Regions from separate parts of the Homo sapiens genome. Here region 1 is linked to region 2. Evidence: read pairs that join two places in POLR2A ChIA-PET (ENCODE). Cell type or tissue: endothelial cell of umbilical vein. All regions are shown on one strand. Links, peaks and the distances in the headings refer to the core of each region. The heading gives the core; the rest is flanking DNA.

The links. ChIA-PET counts read pairs that join two places held together with the same protein. Peaks named below come from ENCODE experiments on the same cell type or tissue, not always from the same donor. Only the 100,000 strongest peaks of a DNase experiment are listed, where the experiment ranks them.
Region 1: POLR2A ChIA-PET joins it to region 2 with 5 read pairs; 2 of 35 experiments call an interaction of 5 or more read pairs at or near these places.

The regions. Positions count from the first base shown.
Region 1 is chr17:7,025,355-7,028,366 of GRCh38, reverse strand. BCL6B (BCL6B transcription repressor) reads right to left here. Exons shown (of 9, transcript NM_181844.4): 6 at 1,746-1,910; 7 at 1,532-1,662; 8 at 1,280-1,417; 9 at 1-864. The coding sequence ends at 748. Among named protein-coding and RNA genes, the nearest start is that of BCL6B, 3.8 kb to the right of the region's middle. In endothelial cell of umbilical vein, for the core only: no CTCF peak of the experiment used is centred there; no DNase peak of the experiment used is centred there; H3K4me3 peaks cover 1,449 bases; H3K27ac peaks cover 1,569 bases.
Region 2 is chr17:6,701,663-6,704,375 of GRCh38, reverse strand. SLC13A5 (solute carrier family 13 member 5) reads left to right here. Exons shown (of 12, transcript NM_177550.5): 4 at 320-498; 5 at 1,238-1,406. Among named protein-coding and RNA genes, the nearest start is that of SLC13A5, 10 kb to the left of the region's middle. RefSeq lists enhancers at 656-1,366, 2,515-2,713. In endothelial cell of umbilical vein, for the core only: a CTCF peak has its summit at 2,399; no DNase peak of the experiment used is centred there.

The DNA of each region.
Region 1 (3,012 bases), core at 307-2,806, 320 kb before region 2:
TGTCTGTATCCATTTCTAGACTGCTAGAGAACCTACAACATCCAGAATACCAGAGAGGGTTCCTGACCCAATTCCACAATCCCGCATGTTCCCAGAGCTGCCCTAGAACAAATAAAGGTTCCAGACCTAGAATTACAGGGGCAGAACACAGAGAACCCCTTTTTCCATTTTAAACAAACTAACAAGCAAACAAACAGGAGAAAGAACAATTCTAAAGATAAAAGTTATGACAGAAATAATATAAAATACCCAAGCCAAACGAGAGAGCCAAGGGCTAGTAATCTCTGCCAGCAGAGCTGTGATCTCACCTTCTGTGTTTCTGGTCACTTTTAATCACACTTGTGGAAGAGGGGAGTGGGAAATGCAATCGAATGAAGGCCCCGGTGCCACCCAAAGGCCTCAATAAATTATATTTACAGATAAACTGAATGCAATGGGGGCCACAGGTGGAGGGCTATTCCCTTAGGGAGACCAGGACTCCAATCTCTCCCCTTTCCCAGCCCCTAGCTAGCTCTCTCCTCAGAAACAATCTGGCTTGTGGGGAAGAGGTTTTGACCAGCAAAACAGAGGCAGATCTAGCCAGGATCTGCCACCCCTGCTCTCCCCAGTGAGAAATTAAGAGGGTGGCAATTTCTGATACCAAAGTGGCCTGGCACACCCCTATGCCCAAGCCTGATAGGGAAGCAAGGCCTGGGCCTGCAGCTTTCCCACCCGCAGGAAGCAAGTGGGGCCTGGGCCTGCGCTCAGCTAGGGCCCCCCGAGAATGTGGTAGTGCACTTTGGTGTTGGTAGCAGCTCCGTGTTTCTGGCGCAGATGCAGCCGCAGTTGACTCTTGTGCCGGAAATGCAGGCCACAGGGGTCGCACTGTGGGAGGACAGCCAAGTCAGGCCCTGCCCCATCCACAATCACCTTTTAGGTGTTGAGCCGGGCGGCCGTCCAGCTCTCCCAGGTGGGAACTATCCAGCGGAAGATCAGCTCTTTGACTCTCACATCCTCCCAAATCCTCAGGGGTGGCTGAGGGGATAGGCCCCGCCTTATTTAGCAAAGGTTTTCCCACTTCTCAGCTCCTCTCTGAGAAAACAGTGCTCAGCCCAGGAGCATCACTTCTATACCTGCCCATCCTGACTCCCAGCCTCCACCCCTTATTTGCTTGGACTCTTCCGGCCACCGCTCATTTCTAAGAGATCTAGGGACAGCCAGGCCCGCACCTCTCAGAGCCCACCCCTAGGCAAAGGAGAGGTAATTCTAAGGCAGTGGGCAGGCCAGGTTGGGTACCCACGTGGTAAGGCTTCTCTCCGGTGTGGATGCGAACGTGGCTCTTGAGGGTCTGCAGGTGGCGGAAGCGGGTTCCGCAGGTAGGGCAAGGGTAGGGCTTCTCCCCGGTGTGGATCAGCACGTGCGCCCGCAGATGTGCCACCTGGGAGGGAGGAGACTTCAAGTCCTGCCTCTGGGAGGAACAGAACCCTCCCTATTGGCCCACCCCACCTCTTGCAGGTTTGCCTTGGAAGCCACTTGGAGGCTGGCTCCGTACCTGTACAAAGCGCGAGCCGCACGTCTCACACTTATACGGCTTCTCTCCCGAATGGATGCGGCTGTGCGTTTTCAGGTTTGCTGGCCGGTTAAAACGGGCTCCGCAGATTGAGCAGTGGTAAGGCTTTTCCCCTGGAGGCAGAGAACATGGGAGATCAGGGACTTTGCCCTAGGACAGCTGTGGGCTTGAAGGCCAGGGCCCTCTCTTCCCCTACCTGTGTGCACTGTACGATGACTGGCAAGGTTGCCCTTGTAGCGGAACGAAGACCGGCACAGCTGACACTTATAGGGTTTGTCTTCGTCCCCAGGAACCAAGGAGTCCAGCCCCGATGAGCACCCTGCCACAGCCTCACAGTTCTGGCAGCTGAAAAATTCACTTCCTGGGAAGGGGAATGGGTGACGGCAACCATAGTTATTAATGAGGGCTATCTAGGTACTACTGAATCCTCAAACCACACAGTAGCAGGCTTTCTGTTTCCCAATTTATTGTTAAGACTTCTGGGGCTGGTTTGACTTGCTCAAGGCCAAGTAAGAAGATAGTAAGATGAGCCAGATCTGACTGCACATCTGTCTGACTCGAGTACTCAGCTAATCTCCTCTTCAATAGCAGTGGTGGGGGCCAGGTACGGTGGCTCACGACTGTAATCCCAGCACTTTGGGAGGCCGAGGCGGTCGGATCACAAGGTCAAGAGATGGAGACCATCCTGGCCAACATGGTGAAACCTCGTCTCTACTAAAAATACAAAAAGTAGCTGGGTGTGGTGGCACGTGCCTGTAGTCCCAGCTACTCGGGAAGCTGAGGCAGGAGAATCGCTTGAACCTGGGATGTGGAGGTTGTAGTGAACCGAGATTGCGGCACTGCACTTCAGCCTGGCCACAGAGTGAGACTCCGTCTCAAAAAAATAAATAAATAAAATAAAAGCAGTGGTGGTAGGTGGAGGCCCCTGCTAGTGGGAGGAGTTTTGTTTCTCCTCCTGTTTTTTTTTTTTTTTTTTTTTTTGAGACAGAGTCTTGCTGTGTTGCCTATGCTGGAGTGCAGTGGTGTGATCTCGGCTCACTGCAATCTCCACCTCCCGGGTTCAGACGATCCTTCCACTTTAGCTTCCTGAGTAGCTGGGACTACAGGTGTGCACCACCGTGCCCGGCTAATTTTCATTTTTATTTTTTGTAGAGACCACATCTGACTATGTTGCCCAGGCTGGCCTTGAGCTCTTGGATTCAAGTGATCCTCCTGCACTGGCCTCCCAAAGTGCTGGCATTACAGGCATGAGCCACCATGCTTGGCTAAAATCTCCTCCTCACTTGCACCACTCTGAATGACAGCCTGCCAGAGAGGCCCTGACAAGCTTTGGGCTGACCATTCAGCTCTGAAAGGGGATAGGCCAGAAATTCTCAAACTTTGCTGCTCATTGGAAGCACTGGGAGAGCTTTAGAAAAATACTGATGACTCGTCCCATGTCCAGATATTTTAATCTATGGAGT
Region 2 (2,713 bases), core at 214-2,713:
GCTAGATGGTGGGGCAGGGGTGCTCCTTAGAACCACGACTGGATCTGAGGCCTCTTGGTAACCCCAGAAGCAAGCAGAGTAGACATCAGTCATGGGTGTGGGAGAGGCAGGAGGGAGAGAGGAATGGAGGAAGCAAAGAAGGGAAGGAGGGAGGGAGGGGAGGCTCTAAAACCGTCATCCCTATTCCAATATCTGATCTTGAATTGGCCTCAACACCTGTGCATCCCTGCAGGGGTGGACCCAGTCCCCAGTTGCTTCCCAGGGAGTACGGGGGTGGGGTGGGGATTCTCTGGCTTTCCTCCCTGCCCCTCCTCTGCAGGCTGATGCTGGGCTTCATGGGCGTCACAGCCCTCCTGTCCATGTGGATCAGTAACACGGCAACCACGGCCATGATGGTGCCCATCGTGGAGGCCATATTGCAGCAGATGGAAGCCACAAGCGCAGCCACCGAGGCCGGCCTGGAGCTGGTGGACAAGGGCAAGGCCAAGGAGCTGCCAGGTGAGCCCCTGGCCAGGGCACTGCCAGGCCACAACAGCAGCCTTCCCCTCCCTCTGCTGGCAAATGCTTTGGCCACCTCCTTCTCCCTGTCTGCTTCCCGGAGCCCTCCTTTAAACACGCATAGAGAAAAAAAAATAGAAAATACTGTTGTCCTAAGTTTTAGGAGGGGATTATTGCACACAACTTAGATCCTTTAATAGAGCTTTGAACAAAGTCTCACCCTCAGTTCCCATCAGTTGCAGAAATCAGTGTGTTCACCTGATTATTCATTTGGGCATCTTTCGAGCACTTAGGGATGCCCCTCACTCCTTGCTACTCCTGCTCATCCTCAAGGAGGCCTTTTCTGACCTCCTCGAGCAGCTCAAATCCTTCCACTCTCTGCTCCCATAGGTCTGGGGCTTGGCGTCCCATGCTTGCTTCCCTGCTAGGTGCGAAGCTCAGGGAAGACGAGTCAGCATCTACCTTGCCGTCTGCCGTGTTCCCTTACCATCCCCAGCCCAGTGCAGTAGAGTCAGGGTCTGTGGCTGACGGCCTGATTGCCAGACCCTGGGCAAGGTCCTGGGGCTTACAGAGAGGAATCGGGCACATCCCTGCCAGCAACTCTTATGGAGCCCAGTGGGGCAGCTAAATCAGCAGAGCTGGGATTTCCCAATCCTCAGGTCAGCAGCAGAGTCAGGACCTGGGGCTGGGTGGGCAGCCCCCATGACTGGCTCAGCTAACAGCGCTGTGCCCACCACAGGGAGTCAAGTGATTTTTGAAGGCCCCACTCTGGGGCAGCAGGAAGACCAAGAGCGGAAGAGGTTGTGTAAGGCCATGACCCTGTGCATCTGCTACGCGGCCAGCATCGGGGGCACCGCCACCCTGACCGGGACGGGACCCAACGTGGTGCTCCTGGGCCAGATGAACGAGTGAGTCCTTGGTCGCACCTTCTGGGGACAACGAAGTGGGTACCGGGGCTGGAGGGACCTGCCCACCTCTCTCTGCTCCTCTGCAGAGTCCTGGAAAGCCTCGGGGCAGCCAGACCTGGCCTGGGAGCCTGGCAGGGGTGGAAAGATGTGGCCCCATCTAGCCTCTGTGTCCTGGCACCCCTGTGCCCACACAGAAGCCTTAGAGAGGATAGGGAGCTGATGTCAGGGGAGCTAACGTCCCAGTCTGCTTTCTGCTATGATGCAAGACCCACCACCTCCCCTGGGGTCAGGGACTCTGGCTCAGAGAGGGAGTGTGGATTGAACTCTGAGCTAAAGTCATGGCAGATGACAATGTACTTCCAGACGCTGGGTCCTTGGTTGAAACTTGTAGAAAATAGACACCTCTAAAAGACTCCCCAGCACTCCCTTTGCTCACTGCTTTTGGTGGCTAATGGTGATGGCCCCATGGCATCCGAGGTCTACAGATGGTATGAAGGGCTGGGGTTGGGTCATTCACTGCTTCACTGCTTCGTTATAGTCCCCTTGTGAGGTATCAGGTGAACCATGGGATGGTTTGGAACTTTCTAGCCTTGGCCACAAAGGGATGCAGGCCATGAGGACCCCAAGAGGGAGAGAAACCTGGGCCCTGCCGCGGGGTAGTCATGGTCTGTTGAGGGTGGCAAGATGCCTGGGGCTTCCAGGCATGTCTGGTACATAAATGTACTAATTGAGGTATGTACTAATTGCAGTGGGCAGGCACAAAAATAAGGTGATGCCATCCTTTGCAGACAGGAGCCTGGACAGGGGTGGGGAGGGCAGTGGGCGCAGGAGCTGGGAGGTGGAAAGGACAGGTCTGGAGCCTGGCTGGGCAGAAACGTGAGGTTCAACAACCCGTTTGTTTTAATTTCGGGAGTGTTTTCTGTAATGATATCCTTACAGTTCTCCAGTAACTTTCTTTGGGAAGAGCAGCCCGTCTGGGCTGAGTGGGGAAAGCTCTGCGCCTGCTTTGACACTCTTGAGCTAAAGGGGGCGCCCCTGGGGCTAGCAGAGCCCCGGGGATGGGAGGCGGGGCCTGTGGTGGAAGTGACCCTCCTCCAGCCTCCGCTCTGGGAAGCTTTTGAGATTTCCTTTGCTAAGTGGGGGGACCGTTCTTTGCAGAAACCCACAGAGCGAGATTGCTGAGGTCTCTGCAGATCCCCAAAGATGTCAGCCAAATTACATGCATGTGTATAAAAGGTGTATTTTTCTTTTTTTTCTTTTTGAGACAAGTCTCGCTCTGTCGCCCAGGCTGGAGTGCAGTGGCGCGA